6 separate regions of the Mus musculus genome follow, and regions 2, 3, 4, 5 and 6 are each linked to region 1. Evidence: chromatin loops called from intact Hi-C (ENCODE). Cell type or tissue: left cerebral cortex. All regions are shown on one strand.

Evidence for each region. Hi-C counts contacts between places; a loop is a spot of excess contacts. Peaks named below come from ENCODE experiments on the same cell type or tissue, not always from the same donor. Only the 100,000 strongest peaks of a DNase experiment are listed, where the experiment ranks them.
Region 2: it touches region 1 in a loop (3-fold over the local background); 8 of 42 quality-filtered maps call a loop at or near these places.
Region 3: it touches region 1 in a loop (2.8-fold over the local background); 7 of 42 quality-filtered maps call a loop at or near these places.
Region 4: it touches region 1 in a loop (7-fold over the local background); 2 of 42 quality-filtered maps call a loop at or near these places.
Region 5: it touches region 1 in a loop (3-fold over the local background); 9 of 42 quality-filtered maps call a loop at or near these places.
Region 6: a loop joins it to region 1, with 7 times the contacts of the local background. A loop is called at or near these places in 2 of 42 quality-filtered maps.

Annotation. Positions count from the first base shown.
Region 1 is chr12:76,368,162-76,372,161 of GRCm38, reverse strand. Zbtb25 (zinc finger and BTB domain containing 25) reads left to right here and starts at 2,602. Exons shown (of 3, transcript NM_028356.2): 1 at 2,602-2,722. It overlaps Zbtb1 (zinc finger and BTB domain containing 1), which reads right to left and starts at 1,642. Exons shown (of 2, transcript NM_178744.3): 1 at 1,432-1,642. In left cerebral cortex, CTCF peaks have their summits at 824 and 1,747; DNase peaks (open chromatin) are centred at 1,713, 2,593, 3,061, 3,777 and 2 more places; H3K4me3 peaks cover 4,000 bases; H3K27ac peaks cover 3,586 bases.
Region 2 is chr12:76,461,455-76,465,454 of GRCm38, reverse strand. No RefSeq gene overlaps it. Among named protein-coding and RNA genes, the nearest start is that of Gm10451, 19 kb to the right of the region's middle. In left cerebral cortex, no CTCF peak of the experiment used is centred here; DNase peaks (open chromatin) are centred at 461 and 1,847; H3K27ac peaks cover 292 bases.
Region 3 is chr12:76,590,000-76,593,999 of GRCm38, reverse strand. All of the region lies in intron 32 of Sptb (spectrin beta, erythrocytic), which reads left to right. Among named protein-coding and RNA genes, the nearest start is that of AI463170, 44 kb to the right of the region's middle. In left cerebral cortex, a CTCF peak has its summit at 1,576 (motif pointing left); DNase peaks (open chromatin) are centred at 1,537 and 1,868; H3K27ac peaks cover 636 bases.
Region 4 is chr12:76,543,283-76,547,282 of GRCm38, reverse strand. All of the region lies in intron 1 of Plekhg3 (pleckstrin homology domain containing, family G (with RhoGef domain) member 3), which reads right to left. It overlaps AI463170 (expressed sequence AI463170), which reads left to right. Exons shown (of 3, transcript NR_046044.1): 3 at 112-311. Among named protein-coding and RNA genes, the nearest start is that of AI463170, 2.6 kb to the left of the region's middle. In left cerebral cortex, no CTCF peak of the experiment used is centred here; DNase peaks (open chromatin) are centred at 954, 1,233, 1,381, 1,938 and 2 more places; H3K4me3 peaks cover 699 bases; H3K27ac peaks cover 2,346 bases.
Region 5 is chr12:76,470,262-76,474,261 of GRCm38, reverse strand. No RefSeq gene overlaps it. Among named protein-coding and RNA genes, the nearest start is that of Gm10451, 28 kb to the right of the region's middle. In left cerebral cortex, a CTCF peak has its summit at 2,018 (motif pointing right); a DNase peak (open chromatin) is centred at 2,021.
Region 6 is chr12:76,960,197-76,964,196 of GRCm38, reverse strand. Max (Max protein) reads left to right here and starts at 1,949. Exons shown (of 4, transcript NM_001146176.1): 1 at 1,949-2,207. The coding sequence starts at 2,172. In left cerebral cortex, a CTCF peak has its summit at 1,820; DNase peaks (open chromatin) are centred at 1,842 and 3,045; H3K4me3 peaks cover 2,164 bases; H3K27ac peaks cover 1,270 bases.

The sequences.
Region 1 (4,000 bases):
TTTAAGAGGAAGAAACCCCATGCAGCTACCAATGCCACTCAGTATTACTGAGACTTTAGGGGATAGTGATTCAAAAGGGAAGTTTTACAGTTCTAGGCAACTGACCATCCATCCATCATTTGGGCTTCAGCCTCTTGTACCTTCATTCTTTCCATTTCTCCAGATCATATCCATTTGAGGTGACAAAATTCCAGAGAACCTATTTTATACCTTTTAAAAAACATGGTTGCTTTAAAACAGTCATAAGAACTACATCGATTTCCCCAGTCGACTTCAGGGTGCCTCAAACTTCGGCTCAAGAAATTCTAAGTGGTCTTGGAAAGCCTCAGAACAAGCCTATCACCCCAAAATTTAGGATTTCCTGAGGCAGGAGAATTATATCCAAGCGATCCTGGGCTACCTAGCCAGACCTTGTCTCAAAACGGGGTGGGGGTCGGGGGGAAATGCTTGGAACGCTTTGTGGATTCCAGTGTCAAAGGGGAAAATGTTGCCGCAGCGATTCATACTGTACGGAAATACAGTCTGACCAGTGGAGAATCTACATGTACCGTCACAGCGACATTCGATTTGGGAACATGATCACACACATACAAAACCCTATCCCCAGAAAACAAGGACTTTCATTAACCTGTTCTAGACCCGTCCGAGTTGGAAAATGTCTTGTCAAGCCCTCAGATCACGTGGACGAGTGGCTAAGGTGGAAAGGGAGCCTGGGAGCGGCGGCTGAGCCCAGATCCACGCCTGCACGCTTCAGCAGCAAGGACTCCAGATCGCCACCCAACTAGCTCACCGCCTCCACCAGAACTTCTACTTGTAAGCGCCCACCACTGGAGGCAAAAAGCACTTTCTTCTCGGGACTCGGGGGGCGGGGGGGAGGATCTCGTACACAGAAAACCCCCCAAACCCCCGAGACCTACCACTTTGGACCCGAACAAAAAGCGTGTGTGCTGAGGAGCGGGGGTGGGAAAGAGCGAAGCAGGAATCCGCGCGGCCCAGCCGCCTCCTCCCTCGGAGCGCGCCCAAGTCTGCGGCCTCCGGCTCCGGGACGCTCCCCTCCCACCGGCCGCCCAGCCGCAGCTGGAAGTTAGCGAAGCGCGCTCTGGGCCCGTCAATCAAGCGCGGCCTCCCGCCTCCACCTCCCCTCCCCCCACCCCCCCAGCACAAAATAAAATAAAGGGAAAAGAAGTAATTTGGGAAGTCGTCTGGAGAGGGGATTCGTCCGGAACCCGGAGAGGCCGCGCGCACCGGACTGACGGCCGGCCCCGAGCGAAGCCGCTCGGCAGACCCCCGCCACCGGCTCCTCGCCGCGCGCTTTCCACGCTCCGGCTCCCCGCACCGGTCGGCGCCGCCTCGGCCACGCACTCCGCCAGGCCCGTGGCCCAGCTTCGGCCAAAGTTGCGCAAATGGCCCCGACGACTGGCAGCTACTCACCGGGCGCGGTGGGACGCGCGGCTGCGGAGGTTTTATGGAGTTGAGGGCAGCGGAGCCGCTGGGAAGGCGGGCGGAGGCGAGGGGCTGCGGGCTGCAGTTGACGGCGCGCGGCGCTCGGCTGGGCTGCGCCGAGACACTCCGGGCTCTGCCAGGGACTGCGCTGCAACAAAGGACTTCCGCTGCCGCACAGCCGCGCCTGCCGCACCGCACTGAGCCGGCCCCGCTTACGCGGCGACTCCGGGTCTGCCCACCAGTTCGCGGCGGCGTCCGCCAGCCTTCCCCTCCCTCTCGCCCGCCCACCCACTCCGCCGCTGGCGGCTAGGGGCACCCGCGGTCGCCTGTTGGTTGCAACAAGTTTCTGCGTCGGGCCGGGGAGGCTGGCACTGCCCGCAGCGCGGGCGCCCGGGCGGCGGCGGCTGGAGCAGCACTGTCGCCCCTCTCCCCGGAGTCGGCTTGGCCCTCCTCCTGTTTGCACAGCTGGACGCCACTGGGATCCTCCCGACTCCCCCAGGGCTGGATGCCGATCGCCCTCTACCCAGATGTCAGACCCCTGTCCCGCAGGGCCCCGCAGTTGGACCCGCCCCCGCGCTCCACCCTGGACGCCTGGAGGGGGGGGTGACACTCTCGTCCCGTCCAGCCTAAAGCCTGTCCGCTCGGGGTCCTCCGTGCCCCCCGACTCCTCTTCGCGTGGGCCCGCCAGCCTCGGGCCTGAGTCACTTCCCCCGCCATGCCCCGCCCGGCCCGCCTCCCTCCCTGGCTCCCGCCGCATGTGGCTGCCTGCCCCGCGCCCTCGTCCCCCTCCCGCGCCAGACGCCGGTGCATCCTTGCCCGTCCCCACCCAGGGCCGAGGGGGCACCCGTGGTTTTTTTTTGTTTTTTGGGTTTTTTTTTTTTTTTTTTTTTTGCACACGCCGGGGAAAGTTCCCAGGTCACGCCAAGACGTGTGGGGAGCCAGTGACGCTCGAACTTGTCCCCACACTTCCGCCTCCAGTCACGACTGGGGACCGTGGCAGAGGCGCGCCCGGAGCGCGGGGCCGACCCCCGCCTTGGCCACTCGGGCGGGCAGGCAGGCGCGCGCGCACGCACGCACGCACGCAGGCAGGCACGCACACTAGCCGGGGTGCCGCTCGCTTCCCGGCAGTCCGGTCACGTGGGCCGGGCGCGGGAAGCCGCGCGAGAGCAGCCCGCCGGGTGCGTGAGCGGGCGCAGCCGCGTGGTGTGCGCCGCGCGGGAGCCCGCCCCTCCCGCACAGAGAAGCCCGCCCGCCAGTCCGCCGCCGCGGCGGAGTCTGGGTAAGCAACGCGGCCCTGCCCCTGTGGGCTGCTCCGGGCTCAGTCCCTCCCGCCGCGAGCCGCCCGGGCGGCGGCTGCAGCTGCACCCGTCGCGGGACAGATGCAAGTAGCCGGGGAGAGGGGTGCTGTTTTTGGTCCGTTGGAGATGTCAGTCAGGGCCCAAGGAGGACATTAGCAACGGCGAGCGAGTGCTGGGCGCGCGGAGCCGCCCCTGGCCGTGGGCCGCCGGGGCCTAACGCGGGCGGGATGGCGCGCGCGATTGCCGCACAGCCTTAGAGCCCATTCCCGCTGCGGGCCGGGCTCCGAGCGGGCGCAGAAGCCTCAATCCGTCTGTGTCAGCCGGGTCCTGGGCGGCCGCGTCAGGCCTCCAGGCTCTAGCAAGTGGGCGGGTGTCCAGATCGGGCTGCGCAGCCCTCACTCTCCCCTCCCCCATCCAGTTTGTGAGTACCTAGCATCTAGGGCAAGTAGCCCCCTACCCTAATAATTAATTTTTCTCTTAGCCCAGTGGTTTTTCATTTTGAATTCTGGCCCCCATCTTATATCATCGTCTCCCTAGCACTCATTTGGAGGAATCAAGCCGTTATCAGTTGCTTAGGTAACGCACTGCGCTGTACCTGGAACCTGATAGCAGCTAGTGTTGTGTGTTTTATAAATTAACTCCCATCTCCCTCTAAGGGATTAAAGTTGGCCTTCTTCCTCGAGGGACTCCAGCAAGTCCTTCAAAAGCTGCAGAGCTGTCGATTGACAGAATTGAAGTACATCTTAGAATCAGAGTTTTTCAGCTGAAAAGGACCTTAAATATCGAGTCCATCCCTCATTTCACAGCTAACACCCGGCCTAAGAAGCAGAGTGTTGCCCGATCAAAGTTTCTGCACCTTTCATAATTAGCCTCAGGACTGCAGTGCCAGTTTATCCTGCTTTGGACAGTGTATACTCCAGAAGTGATTAAAATTACATCAGGTTTACAGGACTTCTCAAGTTGATAGCCCAGGCTAGTGTAGAAGTAGCAATGGATCTTAGGTCGGGCTCTCACTCGCAGGAACTAAGAGTGTATGCCCCCTGGTCTGGCCACGTGTCTCGGCCTTAGGTTTAGGCATCATTCTTGAAGCAACCTAGATATAGGTACATAGCCACTGCCTGACTTGGGGGTGGGATGAGTAGGTGTGAAATAGTCAAGATGGCTGGGATTCAGTTAGGGAGCAATGAGACATCCTGGGTGGTCAGCAAGAAGACCCCCACCTACCCCACCACACACTAGACTGTCATGCCCAGTACTAT
Region 2 (4,000 bases), 93 kb before region 1:
GATCTTCAGATTCCCAGAAATTGGAGTTGCAGATCGCTGTGAGCTGCAATGTGGGTATTAGAAATTAAACTCAGGTCTTCCAGAAGAGCAGTAAAGGTTCTTAGCCTCTGAGCCATTTCTCCAGCCCCCTGATTTATTTTTAAAAGGAAATATAATTATGGTCCCCTGCAGAAGATCAAGTCATTACAAGAGCAGCCAGTATCCCAGCAGACAGCGCTAATTGGATTCTGTGTATGGGGGTGCGTAAAGTGGGGGGAAAGGGAGCCTGTTAGGAGGTGTGAGGGATGGGGGCGCATAGAGCTGTGGGTGGGTATGATCAAGGCACACTGTACACCTGCATGAAACTGTCAAAGAATAAAAACAAGGTTAGCAAAGAGAGCTTAAAAAGGAAACACACCGTGCATCCTACGGCTTGGTTTCTCATCCGCCTCCCCCTGGAGCAGTTGTTGATTTCAATCTGTTCTTTTCTCTGAAGTTGCGTTTACACGCCTCCCTTCGGGAACACTGGAAACAGTTTATATTTATAGCCCCTTGTCTCTAGGATTCTGTAACTCCTTTAGGCTGGCCGTGTCTCTTGATTTATACTATGCTGGTAAATCATCCCCAATAAAGCCTTTCTTTTCTTGATATATATGTGTACAGAAACAGGAGGGGATGATTTGGAGCGGGAAGGGAGTAGTTTAATCTCTGCAGTGCTAAGCAGAGAAGCCGCAGGAAGGAGCAGTGCTCCCTGGCCACATGGCCTCTCACAGCCTCACAGCCAGGCTGTGTCTAGAAGTCCAGCTTCCCTCTCCAGACTCACACAGCTGGAGACCTTGGGTCCAATCTCTCTCTCTCTCTCTCTCTCTCTCTCTCTCTCTCTCTCTTTCTTTCTCTCAAGATGCATTTATTTTATTTATATGAGTATATTGTAGCTGTCTTCAGACACATCAGACTCCATTACAGATGGTTGTGAGCCACCATGTGGTTGCTGGGAATTGAACTCAGAACCTCTGGAAGAACAGTCAGTTCTCTTAACCACTGAGCCATCTCTCCAGCCAATCTTTTTAAGTTCTCAAACCTGTCATGGACTTCAGGGGGCCCACAAACCCCAAGAGTTACATATGCAACTATTTACTTTTCTGGAAAAGGGCTTGGGTCATTTTCAGACTTTGGATCTCCACAGCCCCAGAACTAAAATGGTCTGGCTCTATGTAGGTCTCCAATTCTCCCAACAAGACAAATTTAAGTGGCTTTTGTACCTAGGGACCAAGTAAAACTGTGCTGTACCTATCACCTTGTCGAGATTCTAAATGTACAGTGATGGTAGGAACCCCAACTCTGGAGCAGACTGCCTCAACTATCTCCTAGCAGTGGGGCCTCTTTGGGACAACATGTGTCCTTCTGCTCTTGCTTCCTGGGACAGATAAAAGTACCTGTCCTGTTAAACAAGTTAATATGGGGGAAGTGCTTAGAACAGCCAGGCACTGGGGCAGTGTCACATGGTCTCCGGTCCTTCACTGTGTGGCACGGTGTGACATAGTGCTTACCTGTAGTCAGGAGTAATCATGGAGTTTCTATGTTGGGAAGATAAACCTGAAGCACCTCTTAGGAGTTAGTGTAGTACCTAGCAGGTCCTGTATGTACAGATGACGCTGCAGAGATGCTGTGGAGAGAGCAGAACCTTCTAGTGGCTCTCTCTTGCTCTCTGTGTGTGTGGTAATCTGCATGTGTATGTGTGTGTGTGTGTGTGTGCGCGTGCTCATCTGCGTATGTGTGTTGTATCTCTTTCTCCTCCCTTCTTCTCCCAGGCCAAGATCCTAGGCAGGCCTGTGCCACAAGCTTAGGGAAAACATCAGAGAAGAAAGCTGGGGAGGAGACAAAAGCTGGCTCAAGTTCAGCAATGACTCAGATCAGACACCCAAGACCAAATGCAAATACAGCAGAGGCTTGGGGTTGCCCAGAGACTGCTTGTCACAAAGCTGACATATGCCCTTCCTATTGTTTTCCTTCCATGTACAGATCGTGTGTGTGTGTGTGTGTGTGTGTGTGTGTGTGTGTGTGTGTGTGCGTACGCGCGAGCGCATGTTGGGGGTTGAACTCGGGGTCTCAAGTGTGTTAAGAATATATAACCTGAGCTAAACCTCAGCCCCATCCCACGACATTATAAATTTGGTTATTTTTCTTTTCATTGTCGTTATACTTTTAATATGTATCAATATAAGTCCCCCTCAACATTTGTTTTGCAAATATTTTCATTTCTATTGGTAGTCTTCAAATTTTATTGATATCCATTTTTTAAAATGTTGAATGATTATATGTTTATGTATGTGGGACTCACATGGCATGGCTCATGTATGAGGTCTGAGGGCAACTTGCCAACTTGCAAGAGTGGGTTCTCTCCTTCCACCACATGGGTCCTAGGGATCAAACTCAGATCTTCAGGCTTGGCTGCAGACACTTTGATTTCTGGGCCACCTTGCCAGGACTTTCCCCCTAAAGACAGCATGGTACACACACTTTAAAGCAGGCGCGCGCACGTGCGCGCGCGCACACACACACAGTTGTTATTTTGTTACTTCATTATTTGTTTGGTTGGTTGGTTTTGAGATGGTTTTGCTGTATAGATCTGGCTGGCTTAGAACTCACTGTATAGACTAGGCTAGCCTCAAAAGGTTGTTATTTGGAAAAGTCCAATTTATTTGTTTATTTTTTTATTCATTTTTGGTTGCTTGTGCTTCAGGATCATATCACAGGAATCACTACTATATAAACCAAAATAGCAAGGATTTATGACTGCTTATAACTTATGACTGTTTATGATTTATAAATTTCAGATGTTGTATTTAGATCTACAAAATGTGTGTGGTTGTTAGTTTTAATTGTCAATTTGACAGACTCTAAAATCCCCTGGCACATGGGCTTGTGGGCAAGCTTGTGGGCATTATATTGATTTCACTATTGAGGTAGAACTACCTGCCCACTGTGGGTGGCACCATTCCCTCAGCAGAGGGTCCTGGACTGCATAACAGTGGAGACGGCAAGCTGACACCAGCATCATGCATTCAGCTGACATGAGCTGTTGTTTCAGGTTCCTATTGCCTTGTTTCCAGACATGGCAGTCTATGCCTCAAGTTGGGAGCTGAAATAAACCATTTCTAGCTTCAATTGCTCATTTCAGGGTGTTTACTGACACCAGCATCATGCATTCAGCTGACATGAGCTGTTGTTTCAGGTTCCTATTGCCTTGTTTCCAGACATGGCAGTCTATGCCTCAAGTTGGGAGCTGAAATAAACCATTTCTAGCTTCAATTGCTCATTTCAGGGTGTTTAATCGCAGCAACAGAAAGACACAAAGATGATGCTTCAGTTCTGCTGTATTGTGAGAAGTAGAAATCTAAGTTCTCTTATTTGTATGTTGGCATCCAGTTACTTCTACACTCGATGGTTGCATGAACTCCCCGAGAGAGCTGTCATGACAATCTCAAAGTCTACTGACCATAAACGTGAACGTTTATTCAAATACTTCTTGCTTTGCCCTCTTCCAAACTATTACACTGACTGAGGCTTTCTGCATATCCCCTTCTGATTTTGGACCCTGTACTAGGTGCACCATTGTATTAGACCTGTGCCCCTGTGAAGGTGGGGACCTGGCTGTAGCCTCAGGAAACTACACAAGTGTCCCTTGCCTTAGTGTCTCTATTGCTGTCAAGAGACATGATCATGGCAACTCTTTTTTTTTTAATTAATTAATTATATGTAAGTATACTGTAGCTGTCTTTAGACACTCTGGAAGAGGGAGCCAGATCTCGTTATGGATGGTTGTGAGTCACCATGTGGTTGCTGGGATTTGAACTCAGGACCTTCGGAAGAGCAGTCAGTGCCCTTAACTGCTGAGCCATTTCTCCAGCCTGATCATGGCAACTCTTATAAAGGAAAACGTTCAATTGGGCCTGGTTTACAATTCAGAGGTTTGTATCTATCAAACTATCGTCATGACAGGAAGCATGGTGTGGTGGCA
Region 3 (4,000 bases), 220 kb before region 1:
CAGCGTGGCAAGGGTGTGTCTGCCTGCAGTCTGGCACTGTGCCCTGGCTCCCTAGAGAAACCTTCTCTCTTTCTGGGCGTTACACACAGCAGGGTGTGGCCAGCTCTCTCTTTGCTATGCCAGATGCTAATGCCTGGTCCTTCTGCTGCAAAGTCTCCCCCAAGTTTCTTGTTTCAAGCTCTATGTTCTCCAGTCCCCTGTCCCCCAATACCGATGGACTCAGGATGAGACTCAGCTAACATTCGGGAGCACCTGGGAAGTGGGTGGAGAACTGCCTACTTGACAGTGCCAGGGTCCAGGCCTCTAAAGTCAGCTCACAGGTCATACACATTGAAAACCACCTCGCTTGCTCTCTGGTGGCAGTGGGTCAGGCGGCCTCCTGTGTCCAAGAGAAGCCTCCACTTCCCTTTGCTTTGTCCAGTGCCATGAACCATATTCCCTCTATCTTGCCCAAGCTCCTCAGTAGACAACAGTTGCCCCTTGGAGTGTAGGATTGAGCCTCTCTGCTTCCAAATCCCACTCCTGGCAGCCCCTCACCATCTCCTGGCCTGCCATATGCCAGTCTGCCTTTCCTTCTCCACCCTACACTTCTGGTTCAGCAAAGCCTCTCCTTTGGGGGAACTGTCGACCCCAAGGCTCCGTGGTCTCATGCATGTCTTTGGCTGCTTTTCGACTCAGCAAACGGATTCTTTCTCTTCTCTTGCAAACAACTGTTTTCAGGTACCCTTCGCAAGCTATCTAGACAACCCTTCTCCGTCACAGCCCAGGGGCCAAGACGTCAGGCACTGGGGAGAATAAACATCCCGAACTGCTAGGGTTGCTGCTCACCCTGCCCTCACCTGGCACTGTTTGGTTGCCTAAAGCATCTAGCAGTGTGTCTTTTGTGGTGCAAATCCCATTTCCAGCAGAGAAGAGAGCAGATCATACCACCTTAACAAATTGGCCACATGCCTGATGTAAGCTGGGCACATCTCATTTAGACTGGGAACCCAACAGGTGATACTTTCTTCAGCAGTCACGGTATTATGCGCACATAAACACACCTGGACTGAATAGAAAAAGCATTGTGTTTGGAGCTAAGCAGACCCATCTTCTACCTTCCATTGTTAGATATATGGCTGTGGGCAGATTTCCTGTTCCCCGTAATCTGTAAAACAGAGAGCCTGTGAGGCTTGCGAGACAGAATGTGCATAGAGAACTTGGTGCTTAGCACATGGTCAGTTAGGTCCCGTCATCCTTACCTTAACCCTTCATCTTTGAGAAGAACCTTCCCTCATATGGACTCTAACATTACCACGGTTGTAGACAGCAACCAGCCCAAGGCCTCCATCCTTGACACTCCATCTATGTACGTTCTAGGCTCCTGTCCCAGAACTCATCTCACTGCTAACATGAAGCAGTCTGTTCTGAGGTCCATCCATGCCCCTGGCTCTCACCAACATTAACAGTAGAGGGAGAGTTCTGTCAGCAGGGTTCTTTTGCTTATGGGTCCATCGTAATTCACTGAGCATCTTTAGGAAGACCCTGTGGTCCTGGGCCAGGGTATTTTGGCCTGTGGAATTAATGGTCTGTGTGCAGTCCCCCACACCCCCTGCTGGCTGATCCTGGAAATGCATCTTTAAAAGCCAAGCTTATGTGACTTACTTGACTTTGCAAGGCTGTCAAGATTCCACCAAGACTCCCAGGAGCCAGGAGTCTCTCCTTGTTTAGCCTCAATCCCAGGAGGTCCTACAAGGCTCTTCTGAGTGTCTTTTCTTTCCATAATGTCCCCCAATCAGCAGCCAATTCCCTTCTCAGACATCGTGCCAGCAGCTGGTACACACATCTTCCCATCAGACACCTCTTCTTGTGTGTTTTAACAAATCAGCAAACCAGCCTCTACCGCAGGCAGTGTGTCCTCCTATTGCAGGCCCACCCTGCCCGCTGGCCCCCTCTTAGGGCCTAGACATCTGCACTACCTTCCAGCCTGACCCCCAGAATTTCTTCCAGGTAGCTCTACATTCTCCTTCAGGCTCCCTGGGTGATGTCCTGTGATGGACACCCTCAGTGGTGCAGAGCCTGAGTGTTCCTGATGATCAAAGCCTGCTGGCTGAGTGTATAGAAGTCATCAGGGGCTTTGGCCACCTCCTCCACCCAGTGTCTAGGCAGAACCTGTCTGTCTTTAACATGCACCTCTGCTGGATGAGAAGCAGCTCTGAGCCCTGACTAGAGGCTTCTGGCACTTCTACCAGAGACTCCTCTGCCTGACAGTGCAGTGGCTCTCCCCTCAGACCGCTGCAGGCTTCCAGGGAGAACAAGGGAACTGCCACCTCTTCCTGTCCCTTCCCTAGTTTATTTAACCTTGGAACCTTTCAAAAGAAAAGGAAGGAAGGCAGGAAGGCAGGAAGGCAGGAAGGCAGGAAGGCAGGAAGGCAGGAAGGCAGGAAGGCAGGAAGGAAGGAAGGAAGGAAGGAAGGAAGGAAGGAAGGAAGGAAGGAAGGAAGGAAGGCAGACAGACAGGGTTTCTGTTTGTAGCCCTGGCTGTCCTGGAACTTGTTCTGTAGACCCAGTTGGCCTCAAACTCACACAGATCAGTCTGCCTCTGCTTCCTGAGTGCTGGGATTAAAGGCATGTGCCACCACTACCATTGGTCCTTCTGTCCCCAGGCATCCACCAGCATGATCTCTGGCTCCATTTTTGGATGGGCCATCGTTCAGCTAGCTGTTTGCTGGGAAGTCCTTGGTGCTGCTAAGCCTAGAAAGAGGCAGTAACTCATTTAGCAGCACTGCAGGTCTCAAATCCATTCCATTTGGAGCTAAGCCCAGGGCGCTCCTTTGGTTCCCTGACCACCTGCATGCCTAGGCCTACCCTCAAGGGCTTGGTTTGCCTCCCTTTCAAATTTGCAAGACCTTCTTGGGGGGCAGAGAAATAATGGCGTGGACTCTTGCCCTGACTCTGCTAACCTACTGTGTGACCCCCAGGTTGTCCCTCAACTTTCTGGATCCCAGTTTTCTAATTTCTGGTAGGACTGGCTGATTCAGCTGCTCCCCAAGACATCTTCACAGTCTCCAAACGTCCAAGAATTGTCCTCTTGGCTCCCTTTGCGGGGACTCCATCTGTCCCTGCTACCTCCAGCCTTCTCTGGTGGGACCTGCTTTCCTCATAAGGTCTTCATTGCCAACACTACCTCTGTCCCCCTCCTCCTTGAGACACCAGCTGCTAGTAAAAGACCCCGGGGGACATTTCTAATCTCAGCTGAATTCCAGAGACCTCTGACATACTGCATGCAGTACTGACACTAAGCTAGGAGGCAGCTCCCTCTCACTCCCTGTGGACTTTGTTCAGTGGATCAGAACCCCCTTTCTGCTTTGTTTCTGCTCACCAGGTCTAGGTAAAGTCTTCCTCAGAGTCTTCACAAAGCTGTGAGATCTTTGTAAAACTCCTACCATGAATTACCAGGACCTTCCACTAGGAACATTTGTTGTCCTCAGCCCTAGCTAGTGACTTCAAAGACACCTTCTCAAGTCCATTATCAAGCTCTGTGAGCTTCATAACAAAGTCTGAGCTGCCCTGAAGGGCTCTCCCCAGTCGCCACAGTTCCCCTGCTCCTGTCTGGAGCTCTGGAGTATTCCTACTGAAAACAACAGAGGAAGTAGCGGGGGGGGGGGGGGGGGGCCTTGCCTGCCAGCAAGCAGCTAGAATTTCCCATTAAGGGTCACCAAGGTATCCTGAGAACAACTCCATACTCTAGGAAAAGGAGTATTTGAGATGGTCGGGCTGACTACACAGTCACTGGCCATGACAGCTCAGGAGAACTGGGAGGCAGATGGGTTTGGCAGGATTAGGATCCTAACGGCCAACATTCCTATCTTATTCTGAAAAGCTTCAGATCACCCATAAAGTGGTCATGGGTACCGCCTTACAAGCAGACATATCAGGAAGGTTTAGTGACTTGCTGGGTTCTCGCCTGTTCCCAGACTTCATTCCAGGTCTGTCTGACCCAACGCCTGGGCTTTGGGTG
Region 4 (4,000 bases), 180 kb before region 1:
TGGCTGCTCATGTTCCCCAGAGGTTGCCAGGCGAGGTTCAGAGTCCCAGCTGCACCCCACTCAGCCACCCTTGGCCGGGTCTCAGAGGCTACCTACCGCTTTCCTCAAAAGGGCTCCCATCCCAACACAGAGAGCAGTCCCGGGAAGGTGGCCAGGGACTGGGGAGCGGCATTCTCTCCGGAGTTCGGCAGCCCAGCAGTTAACAGGCTCGGGCTGGGCAAGCAACGAACTGCCACCAACAACCTCGGGAATTAAAGCGCCCGCTGCCTCCTGCTGAAACCTCTTCAATAAACGGTCCTATTCAGAACCAGTTCCGCGTGTGGGTCACACTTGCTGCATTTCTCTCATTCCTGATTGCTGGGGGGCCTTAGCCATGAAAATGTACCTTCCCCGCAAAACTTAGAAGGCTCCGGATGGGGGAGGACCCAGGCCCCAGCCCCAGGAGGTAAGCACCTTGCAGAAGAAGACCACAAATCTCTCCAGAGATTAAGCACATGGGGTACTAAGTGCAGGAAGTCAAACACTGAAGACTCAAACAAAGCCAGATCAGTCAACAACACAACAATACTCCATTTGTGGGGCACCTCCCCCACTCAGGCCCTCGAAGCCTGAGGCTATTAACCCTTCGGTCCTCGAGGCTGCAAGTTGGAAGGTGGGACACAGGTGGACAGCAGAATTATCCCTGCTTTTCTGGTCAGGAACACTGAGGCACAAGCTGTTCCCAGATAGCAAACGAAAATCGCAGGCCACATTTTACGAGGGTGACCCAGGCACCGAGGTGACACATTCGCTATGTAATTTCACAACACCCCCCACCCCCACCCCCGACTCCGACTGGAGGCCATGTGGCTAGCGAGGTGGAAGGCAGGGTTTGCTGGAATCCAGGATTCCTGAGCAAGCCATTCACAAGCAACAGCTCGCCTCCCCCTCCTCACACACAGGACCCAGGAGACTAGATGGAGCCAGAGAGGAATCCACAGTCCCTCATGGGATACCTCCTTTTTTTGTTGCTCTTTTTAAAAGTTAACATTTTGCCGGGGAAAAGTTCCCACACAGTGTGACAACCTCAGAAAGAGGCCCAAACGGAGTCATCTGGGAACCCATAACTCACCCATAGATGCGTCCAGAAAGAAACCACTTGTGAGACCAGCAGAAGAGGCAAACACACAGCAGTGTTCTTCTGCCCACACACTCCGGGGAAGCGGGGTAGTAGTCTGCACACAGCACTCAGTGAGGCACAAGCATCTCGAACTGCTTCTGTGAGTGTCCCGACAATGTACCCCACTTACAACCTCGGACGGCAAGTCCGAGACGTTTGCGCCCTTAGTGTCCTCCAGGTCCCGTCAGTTGTGCTGACAGCTATGTGAGGATTTGCCAGAAGAAGGCTGATGTAAATGAGTGTGTAGGTGATGTGGACACAGATGGTACGTTGTGGGTGACTGTGTTTGAGGAAAGAGGTGTCCTCCTGACAGAGACACTGGTGTAGGCTTGAGAATGAGGGGTTGGGGTACAGCTGACCTGTCCACTGCCTGGCTGTAGCTGATACCACAGAACCAAAGCTGGCCTAACTTCCCAGGAGTTTAATGCTCACTTGGCATATGTGAGACCCCAGAAACCAGTCCCTGTCCTCCACCCCACCCCCCCCCCATGCTCACCACCCAGGAAAGGCAGAGGGTCACTCATGTTTGATCTCAGTATAAATTATAGGCTAGGTGCTGGGGACACAGCGACCAAGCAGCATGAATACAAGACTGTGCTTCTTCTCACTGAACTTAGGTGACAGCAGGGAGGACAGCCACACCAGTAAATAAACAGTATACTTCAGGATGGCACTAAGTGCCATGCAGAAGAAGAAAAGAAGAAAATGGTGTGGTGGGGAAAGGGGGGGTTGTTAGGTAGAAGAGAGCAGGGTGAAGTGTCCACATGACATACACAGTAAAAAGCAGCCAAACAGGCAAGCTGCTCCTCTACCCCACCTCAACCATCCACTTCCACTCACGGCAAGCCCAAACCTACCCATCGCAGAGGAAGCACAGATTTGCACAATAGCTTGCTTTGAAGCACCAGAGCCTTGCTTTGAAGCCTGTCTCTCTACATCCCACGAAGAGAAAAAGCTCAATGCAAAACTTGCAAGAGGCTAGCAAGATGGCTCACGCATTTTTCTCCCAAACCTGTTGACCTGGGACCCACATCGTTCCAGAAGAACCAACTCCCGGTGGTAATCTTCAGACCTCCACATGCAGGCCACAGCATGAGCATACCCACCCCCGCAGACACACACACACACACTCTCTAAATCTTTAAAAAATAATGAGACCTGTTCCTATACAATAATAATAGCAATGAAAAATCTAAAAACGTAATTAAGAAGACAACCCGGAGTAATGAGATGGGTCAGCAGGTAAATGACTTGCTGCTGTACCCACTGAGCATCTGAGTTCAGTCCTCTGCACTCTACAGTGGAAGGAGTGAACTACAGGTTGTCCTCTGACCTTAGACACCCCAATCCATCCATCCATCCATCCATCCATCCATCCATCCACCCACCCATCCATCCACCCACCCACCCACCCATACACACACCCACCCACCCACACATAGTTTTTTCACATTTATTAATGTATGTACTTTATTGTACAGTGCTGTATCTACATGTATGCACACCAGAAGAGGGCATTGGATCTCACAGGATTACAGTCATAGATAATGTGAGCGACCATGTAGGTGTGGGAATTGAACTCAGGACCTCTGGAAGAGCAGCCAGGGCTCTTAACTCCTAAGCCAACTTTCCAGCCCCATAAACAATTTTTTTGTTTTGTTTTGTTTGTTTGTTTGTTATATGAAAGTACACTATAGCTGTCTTCAGACACTCCAGAAGAGGGCGTCAGATCTTGTTACAGATGGTTGTGAGCCACCATGTGGTTGCTGGGATTTGAACTCCGGACCTTTGGAAGACCAGTCGGGTGCTCTTACCCACTGAGCCATCTCACCAGCCCATAATTTTTTTTTTTTAAGGCAAGCAAAAAAGGCTAGATGTAGATGAATTTCTCTGAGTTCAGTGCCATCTTGATCCACACAGTAAGTTCCAGAACAGCCAGAGCTATGTGGAGAGACCCTGTCTCAAAAATAAATAAATAATAAAAATATAAAAGAAAAAAGGCACAAGAAACTAAAATACTGTTGAAAGAAATTAAGGATCGTCAAACAAGCAGATAGTCATTCGTGGTCTATCCATACTGAGCACTTAACACTGTTAAAAATGGCAATCCTTTTAGGCAACTCCCAGGCTGCAGATTTGGCTCTCCTTGTCCCTCCCCCCCCCCGCCCCCCCCCCCAAAAGCACCGACACCAGGACCGCACTGTGCTGGCTCCCATAAGAGCATATAGCCCAGAGCATATAGCCCAGAGCATATAGCCGAGAGCACAGAAATAAAGCTGCACATTTATAGTCAGTGTAAGTGAGCATCGGCATATAAGATTTATTGGCAAAGCCGAATGTGGTGGCGCACGCCTTTAATCCCAGCACTTGGGAGGCAGAGGCAGGCGGATTTCTGAGTTCGAGACCAGCCTGGTCTACAGAGTGAGTTCCAGGACAGCCAGGGCGATACAGAAAAACCCTCTCTCGAGAAAACAAAAACAAAAAAAGATGTATTGGTGGGGTCAGGTCACTGGGAAGCAGAGGCAGAGGCAGGTGAATCTTTAGGGACTCCCAGGTCAGCTAGCTCAGAGTGCACAGCAGTGACTAAGGTACTCTTTCTCAAGCAAAGTCAACGATAGGGACTCACATCCAAGATTGTCCTCTGACCTCCACACGCTCGCCCACATGAACATGCGTGTACACACGCACACAAACATATACCTACACACATACACAGATACACACATTTATACACAAAGATTTCTTTTAATTAAACACAGGATTACCATGTGACCCAACAATCCTAGTCTTGAGTAAATCATTAACATATGTCCACACCAAGATGTTTACACATTACATAAT
Region 5 (4,000 bases), 100 kb before region 1:
AGACCCTGATTATATTTGGGTAGATGCCTGCAGTGTTTGTTTCAATGACTTCCAGAGTCAGAATACTCCAGAATGAAGTCTTTTTAATCCACCATATGAAGACACCTGTTTCCACCGTGAGCTCTGTGTGAATCGTGTTTCTGCAGACGAAGGAGAAGGCTGGCGTGTGAATGTTCTCACGCCATGGCCAGACGTTAGGGAGCCATTTGCACCTGGAGCAGGATATTCCATTGTCTGAACCGCCCTTGTGGGAGGCCTGAGTGAGTTTTTGCCTTCCAGAGCTATCTGAGGCCTCAGGTCAGACTGCATGTTCCCACGTCATGTCCAGCATGGAGAGGGGGCAGAGGAAGTCGAGGGGATCCCCTGGAGAACTTCCTTTTTCCTTTCCCCCAGCCTCCCCCATCTCCAGCCTCCTCTTCTCTTCTCGATCTTCTTGGCAGATGTTTGACAGGCTGAGCTTGCAAACAGTTCTCTCTCTCTCTCTGCTGCCAAGCCTGACCACCTGAGAGTCATCATGGTGACCCACATGGTTGTAGAAGAGAACCAATTCTCTGGGCCTCTCCACTTCTCCAAGACCACAATCTGTGTGACCAATCTAGTTCCTGTTTGACACTCCTCTCTCTCTCTCTCTCTCTCTCTCTCTCTCTCTCTCTCTCTCTCTCTCTCACCTGCTGCAGAATCACTTAACCTTTTTTTTTTTTTTGGTTTTTCGAGACAGGGTTTCTCTGTGTAGCTCTGGCTGTCCCTGGAACTCACTTTGTAGACCAGGCTGGCCTCGAACTCAGAAATCTGCCTGCCTCTGCCTCCCCAGTGCTGGGATTAAAGGTGTGTGTCACCACGCCCGGCTCACACAGGAGCTTTAATCAGTAGCCTAAACCAAAAATTCTTAGACCAGAAATAAAAGTGTTGAAAGCAAACTGACCTCCAAGGGCCAATGGGCCTTGGGCCATTTCTCCTCCTCTGTGGACCTTTAGGGTTGTTTCAGATACACACATCGGAATTCTTAGTGTGTGTCCCAGGGTGTGAGGTTGTTTTGCTTTGTTTTGTTTTGTTTTGTTTTGTTTGTTTCTGTTTGTTTTCCTGAAACCAAGGGTGGCAGCAGAGAATGGTAATTCTGGAATAACAGGAAGGTAGGACTGTAAGGGAAGATTTCCACTGTCTGTACCTCACTTAGGGCTGGGCCCCCCTTTCAAAGAGACCAAAGGGGCTTGTTTGTCATAATGGATCAATAGGTTATCGTGCTTGAATAAAAGCAGCAACTTATCAAACTTATGTGCCACAAGTTTTTAGTTTTTATAACAATACGGAGTAGATGTTATTACTAAGTTAAGGCTTGCCCCATGTCCTACAACCATATAGGAAAAGTCTAGGAAAATGTCTTGCTTATTGAATCTAATATTGTCTTTCTGGTTGCAATTATTTCTTTTAAAAATATTTATTGATTTTTTACTTATGTGTATGTTTTTATATTTTATGTGCACTTGAATGTATGTAGGTGGCTAAGGAGATCAGAAGAGGGTATGGGACCCTCTGGAGGTATAAGCACTATGTGGTTCTGGGAAAGTACTCAGGGCCACTGTAAGAACAACAGGTTCTCCTGACTACTGAGCCATCTCAAGTCTTGCTATGTCGCCTTGGCTGGACTTGACCTTGTGATCCTTCAGCCTCCTGCATGCGGAGATTTCAAGTATGTGCCTTCATGCCCAGCTGTGGCTTTCATTTGTCTGGAGGCAATATAACTGTCAGGAAAAAGTGGATTTCTGTCAGGAAGCAAGGGTTACATTTTTCATTTAAAACAGTAACCACCATGGTTACATGAAATGAACTCCTAGCTGAATAATGTCTACATTCTGGTCAGTTGAATAACTTCTCCCGGAAGCCACTATGAAAGCCAGCCGTTAGATCCTCTCACTCTCGGGGTGGTGGTGGTGGGGTGGGGTGGGATGGTGGGGGAGGATTGGTTGTGGGGGTAGAAAACGGAGTATGCTGACATTGTAAAGATGCCCAGCAGGTGGCAGTGTTTCCCATAGCAGCAGCAGAACCCATGGAATTCTCTCCACAGATGCCTAGAGATGAGAAGACAGATTTATGGAAGTAGACCATAGCACCTGCTTGCATTTTTGTGTGTGTGTGTGGGGGGGGATTGAACCCACAGCCTTGTGGATACTAGGTAAGTGCTCTACCACTGAAATACTCCCCTAGCCCTCAGTTTTATAATTTTGTCCATTTACACATAATTTTATAATTAATTAATTAGAGACATGGTCTTTCTACTTTCGCCATAGCTGTCCTGGAACTCACTATGTAAACTAGGCTGGCCTTGAACTCACAAACATCTACCTGTCCTAGAGGCTTGAGCTACCAAGCCAGAATACACATGATTTTTTTTTTTTTTTAACATTTTGGTTAAAAACAAATTAGGCCTTAGTGAAAATGACAGGGTCGGGAACAGGGGCCTCCTTCCTGCCTGCTGGATGCCCTCAGCTGCCTAAACTCCCATGTATGTGACCTTCTCCATAGATCTGTTCATCCAGATACACTTCAGTCCCACCCCAGTCACCTGCCCCATCAACTGCAGGTCGGTTCCCTGCTCCACTTCCAGTGCACATCCCAGGGCTGCTCCAGCCTGGGCCTGTCCATCTTTATTATGGGTCTCATGAAGGAACCAATCACATTTCTGGAGAAGATAGTCCTGTCAATGACTAACTCAAAGTGACAACTGCTTGCTGCGAGAAAGACATTGCAGACCAAGAGGGGCTTCACCAGCTCTTTGCCTGAGGTCCAAGAAAGCAGCTACTGTCCTAGGATGGGCGATATACTCTTTTAATTTTGAAGACAATCAGGTTTTAAAGAGCTTCCTACTGTAAATGTAAAATATAATAACAAGGTATTGAAATTGTGCATAATACCATGGGAACAAGGGAGTGAGTTAGGAGGCTCTATAACCATTATATTAATATGCTGAGAAACGTTGTGGTAATTTTTCTTTTCTTCTTCTTCTTCTTCTTCTCCTCCTCCTTCTTCTCCTCCTTCTCCTCCTCCTCCTCCTCCTCCTCCTCCTTCTTCTCCTCCTCCTCCTCCTTCTTCTTCTTCTTCTTCTTCTTTTTTTTTTTTCTGAGACAGGGTTTCTCTGTGTAGCCCTGGCTGTCCTGGAACTCACTTTGTAGACCAGGCTGGCCTCGAACTCAGAAATCTGCCTGCCTCTGCCTCCCAAGTGCTGGGATTAAAGGTGTGCACCACCAATGCCCTGCGGTAATTTTTCTAATACCTGCCCCCCCAAACAGCTTACGCGCAAACTCATACTAATTGATGACTTGCGTTTTGTTTGTTATCTTAGTTAAGGTTCTATTGCTGTGAACAGACACCATGACCAAGACAACTCTCACAGAGGAAAGCATTTAATTGCAGCTGGCTTACAGGTTCAGAGGTTCAGTCCACTATCCTCGTGGTAGGAAGCATGGCAGCACACAGGCAGGCATGGTGCTGGAGGAGCCGAGAGTTTCCAGGAAGAGAGCCGCACAGTCTGACTTGAGCTTCTGAAATAGCAAAGCCCACCCCCCAGTAACACACTTCCTCCAACAAGACCACAGCCACTCTAACAAGGCCACACCACCTAGTGCCACTCCCTAAGCACTCAAATATTTGAGCCTATGGGGGAGGGCAATCATTCAAACCAACTCATTTTCTGAGATAGGGTTTTTCTGTATAGCCCAGGCTAGCCTTGCGCTATCACCTTCCCTTCCTCCCCTCCCACACCAGCCCCATATTAATTTTAAAGTAAAATGTTTGCTTTCTAATCGGGTACCCTCAAACATCCCCTCTGTTACTGGACGAAGGAGTCAGCGTCAGGCTGAAGATGCTCTGAAATGCTGGGGCAAACGTTACTTTAGTAAGCCTCCCCTTTGTTTGCTACCAGATGGCTAGACTCAGGACTGTATCGATACACGTCTCCTTATATCAGACCATGTTATCAGTAGGCAGACAGAGCTAAATGTAGTTA
Region 6 (4,000 bases), 590 kb before region 1:
TCATATCGCTTGCTGCTGTACAATCTGCTTGGCATATCCGCTTTCCCTACAGTGTTTTTATAATTTACTTCTTAGATTTTAGCCATGTGAGCGAAGATTATTTTTATAACAGCTTTGTTGATGCATAATTATTAACATATCAATCATAAAGCCCACTCTTTCAAAGTATATAATTCAGTGAAAGCTTGCCTTTATCCTGGCATCCTCTAGGTTGCACATACGAACCACCTGAAGATCATTAAAAACTGTCTTTTACTGATCCTACCCACCTCCCAAAGGCTTTGACTTCATTGAGGAGGGGCATGGAACAGGCATGAGATATATTTTTTTAATCCCCCAAAAAACTAACTTGCAGCTAAGGATGCACTCTGCACATTGCACATTGCAGGTAGATATATAAGGAGGGTTTGCGGTGATCATCCATTGTCTCTACTTCTGGTATCCAGTTAACTCTTACTATCTTATCCAGGCAGTGGTGGCAAATGCCTTTAATCCCAGCACTTGGGAGGCAGAGATGAGGCCAGCCTGGTCTACAGAGTGAGTTCCAGGACAGCCAGGGCTACACAGAGAAACCCTGTCTCGAAAAACCAACCAACCAACCAAACAAACAAACAAAAAACCCTCTTACCATCTTTGTCTCCCTTACAGCCCTTGACTTCTATTACGAGTCAGTGTCTGCTTATGACTGTGTTCTCATCACTAGGCTTGGCCACACGGACATTTAAGGCCAGCCTGGGCTAGGTGTCAGAAAGATTGTATTACACCACCAAGTTTCTGCACTCAATAGTCAGGGGTTAAATGATTTTTTACTCAAAAAACATTAACTCATAAATCAAACTCAAGACCGCACTCATTTTGAAGATCAATTGTAAAGTGGTAGTCTGGTTAATTTCTCAGATGACCTTATTATTACTGTTTGTTTGTTTGTTTGTTTGTTTGTTGTTTCATTGAGGACCTGGTGCACACTGAAAATGGTGACAGGGTAGTCCGGTTTTTGCTTTCAAAGCTGTGAAGTCTTTGAGGGGACACATCATGCCATTCCTGGGCTGCCACATATTAGATACTTAGCTAAATGCGGGTGGGGACAATGTAGTTACACTTCATACCTCGTTGCATTATGTATGACCTTAACTGGACAGGGAGCTGCACAACTTTCCCGTTTTGATTCTTTTTGCAGTTAATTAAAGTTCTCTATAAACTGGGGCACTCCCTAATCTGCTCCGGCTACAACAAACAGAAGGTAGGTTTTACTTGCACCTACGAGAGGTTTTGTAAACACTCAAGCCCAGCAAGGACAGTTCTCTCGGACAAATGAAAGCAAGATTCTTGAGATGAAGGACACCCGGCGAAATCGGTCCTTTAGTTTGTCCCGTAATGTCTCTTAACACCTTAAACCCAGATAACAGAGGGCCCGCGTGGGCATCTCGACCGCGCCCCCTGGTCAGCCACAGCGTGATTCCTTCCCGGGAGGGTTACGCCCCAGGGCGCAAGTGGAGCGACTCAAGCATTAAACGAGACAATGTAAAAGCAGTCTAGCCAAGAAGAGACAGTGTTATTTTGGCAGCCAGTTTCTCTCCCCCCGCCCCCAAACCCCCGAGCCTCCACCCAATCCCTTGGGCCGGGCGCCCAGAGCTCGGAATTGTGGCCGGCTCCAGGAGCCCAGCTCCCTCCACGTGTCCTGTCTTCCCAGCAGCCTCTCCGCCGCCTGGGGAGGAAAATCTCCTGACAACTCGCGGTCTGTGGACTACATCTCCCGGGAGGCACCGCGCCACTTCTCGCTGCCAACACCCGGGGCGCAGGCGCCCTGAGCTCTGTCAACAAGCGAGTCTGGCGAAGCCTGTGTGCGGTTCCTGATGGGATTTGTAGTTTCTCTGGCTCTCTCTCACTCGCCCATCCGACGCTCGAGGACTACAAGTCTCAGCTACCCCGGCGCGGTGAGCCCGGTCACGTGTTAGGGGGCCGATCGGGCGTGCGTGCCGCCGTTGATCCGGTGCTGCAGTGAGGTGGTTGTCGCCCGTGTTGTGTGTGCGTGAGTGTGTGTGAGTGAGTGAGCGAGTGAGTGAGTGTGTGCGTGGGGGCACTCGGCTTGTTGTTGTCGGTGACTTCCCCCTTCCCTCCACCCCTCCCCTCCCCGGCCGCCGCTGCAGTGGCCGCTCCCTGGGCCGTAGGAAATGAGCGATAACGATGACATCGAGGTGGAGAGCGACGTGAGTCCTGGGGCTTCTTCCTTTCCGTTCGGGTTGTCAGGCGGGGACAGCGGCAAGGGTTCTCAGCCGGGCGACGGCGGGAGGGGGTCGGGTCGCCGCCGCCTCCGTCCTTTTCTCCCCCTCCCCCCGGGGCCGGGACCGCCTGCGTCGCGCTCCAGGCTCGCTCCCCTCCAGTCCTGTCCGGAGAGGCCTCCTGGGACTGAAGGTGGGAGCAGACACGCGGCCTCTGGGACCCCCACATTCTCCCGTGGAGGAGGGTGTCGAGGCCTCCCTCTCCGCTCTGCCCGGCTGGGGATCCCATTATCCTTCCGGATCCTGGGCAAGGAGACCAGCGCTCAGCTCTTGCTCTTTGGGTCCATGAGCTCCCTCCTCCTGTGACCGGTTGATCCTTGGGGTGAAGGGGCTGGGAGTGCTCTGACGCCCTAGAGGGATCGAGGGAGAGCAGGCAGTGTTCCGGATCCCTCTTGTCCGGTTCGGATCCCAGAAGGAGGGGCAGTGCCTGAAACCCCCCCCCCCCCCCCCCCCAACTAGGCTACGGGATCTCGCTGGAGAGAGTGGAAGGGGAAAGAGGGAGGGAGGGGTGTCAGACTGACTCCCCACCCGCTGCTTCCTCCGCCGCCGGCATTTTCTTTCTTATTATTGAATTCGAAGTGTGAAAATAACTTCTGTATTTTCTATTTTTCTCTCTCTCTTATTCCAGGAAGAGCAACCGAGGTTTCAATCTGCGGTACGTCTCCTACTCTCCATTTCATTTTCATTTCCGTTCAGTTTTGGTTCTTTTTGGAGTCAGAAAAAGAGATCGTTCTATTACTTTTAATACTCTTGTAAACTCCTCTTAACCGCTAAGGTGAGGTTGAGTCTGTTGGGGTTGGAGGAGGGGGGCGTTGCAAATCCACATGATTCTTGATATTCAGGTGGTAGATTCTAGTGAGTAGGTAGGTAGGTAGGCAGGCAAGTGAGGAGGCCTGTGCTGTGAACTGAGTTGTTCTGTAGTGTTCAGTGCGGCGGAGATATGTGAGAAATGGAAGGGCATTCTGAAGTGAATGGTAGTGTTATTTCAGAGCAAACTGGCTAGGTTTTATTTAGGAGCAGGTAAACTTTAAGCAGTATCTCCATAGTTGTGTGAAGTTGCAGGCACATGTAATAATCGCCTTTAGCCAAGGTCATGTGACTACTGCAGACTCCTAGGATCTAGAAAAGCATGATATTCCCCAAAAAACGACAATGGAAAAAAGAGAGGCGCTAGAAGTTAAATATTGAAAGTGGCACAGCTTTTTGTGGTCTTGACTTTCCATTTGAGAAGAAAAAAAATGTTGAAGAGTGGCACTGTTAGAGACAGCTTTGCTGAAAGGTGATGGATGCATCCATATAATGTTATCAGTAACTTATTAGATTTTTTTATATTAATGGGGTTTTTTTGTAGGTGTTTCTGGCTTTGGGTTGACCCCATGCTTTCTTGTCTGGAGTCTGAGACTTAGGAGTAAATAGGCATAGATTAGAGAGAGAGAGGAGAGAAGGAATAGACTCAGAATACAACCAGAGGAGAGAGAGAGAGATGGAATATTTGATGGTTGGAAATGGTAGGGAAAGAGAATGGAGTGAGGTCCTCATTACCCGTGAGGACCAGGTAACAGCTAGTCAAGGGTGGAAGGAAGAGGTGAGGATGTACACCCCTTCTAAAAAGTCCGTAGCCACCTGCCCCTGCTGCTTGCTACCTGAGAGTGATCGGTGCTGCCCGGTGCTGCCAGATCTTTTTGTTTCCTTCAGGGCTGAGCCCTATCCCTGGAACCTCA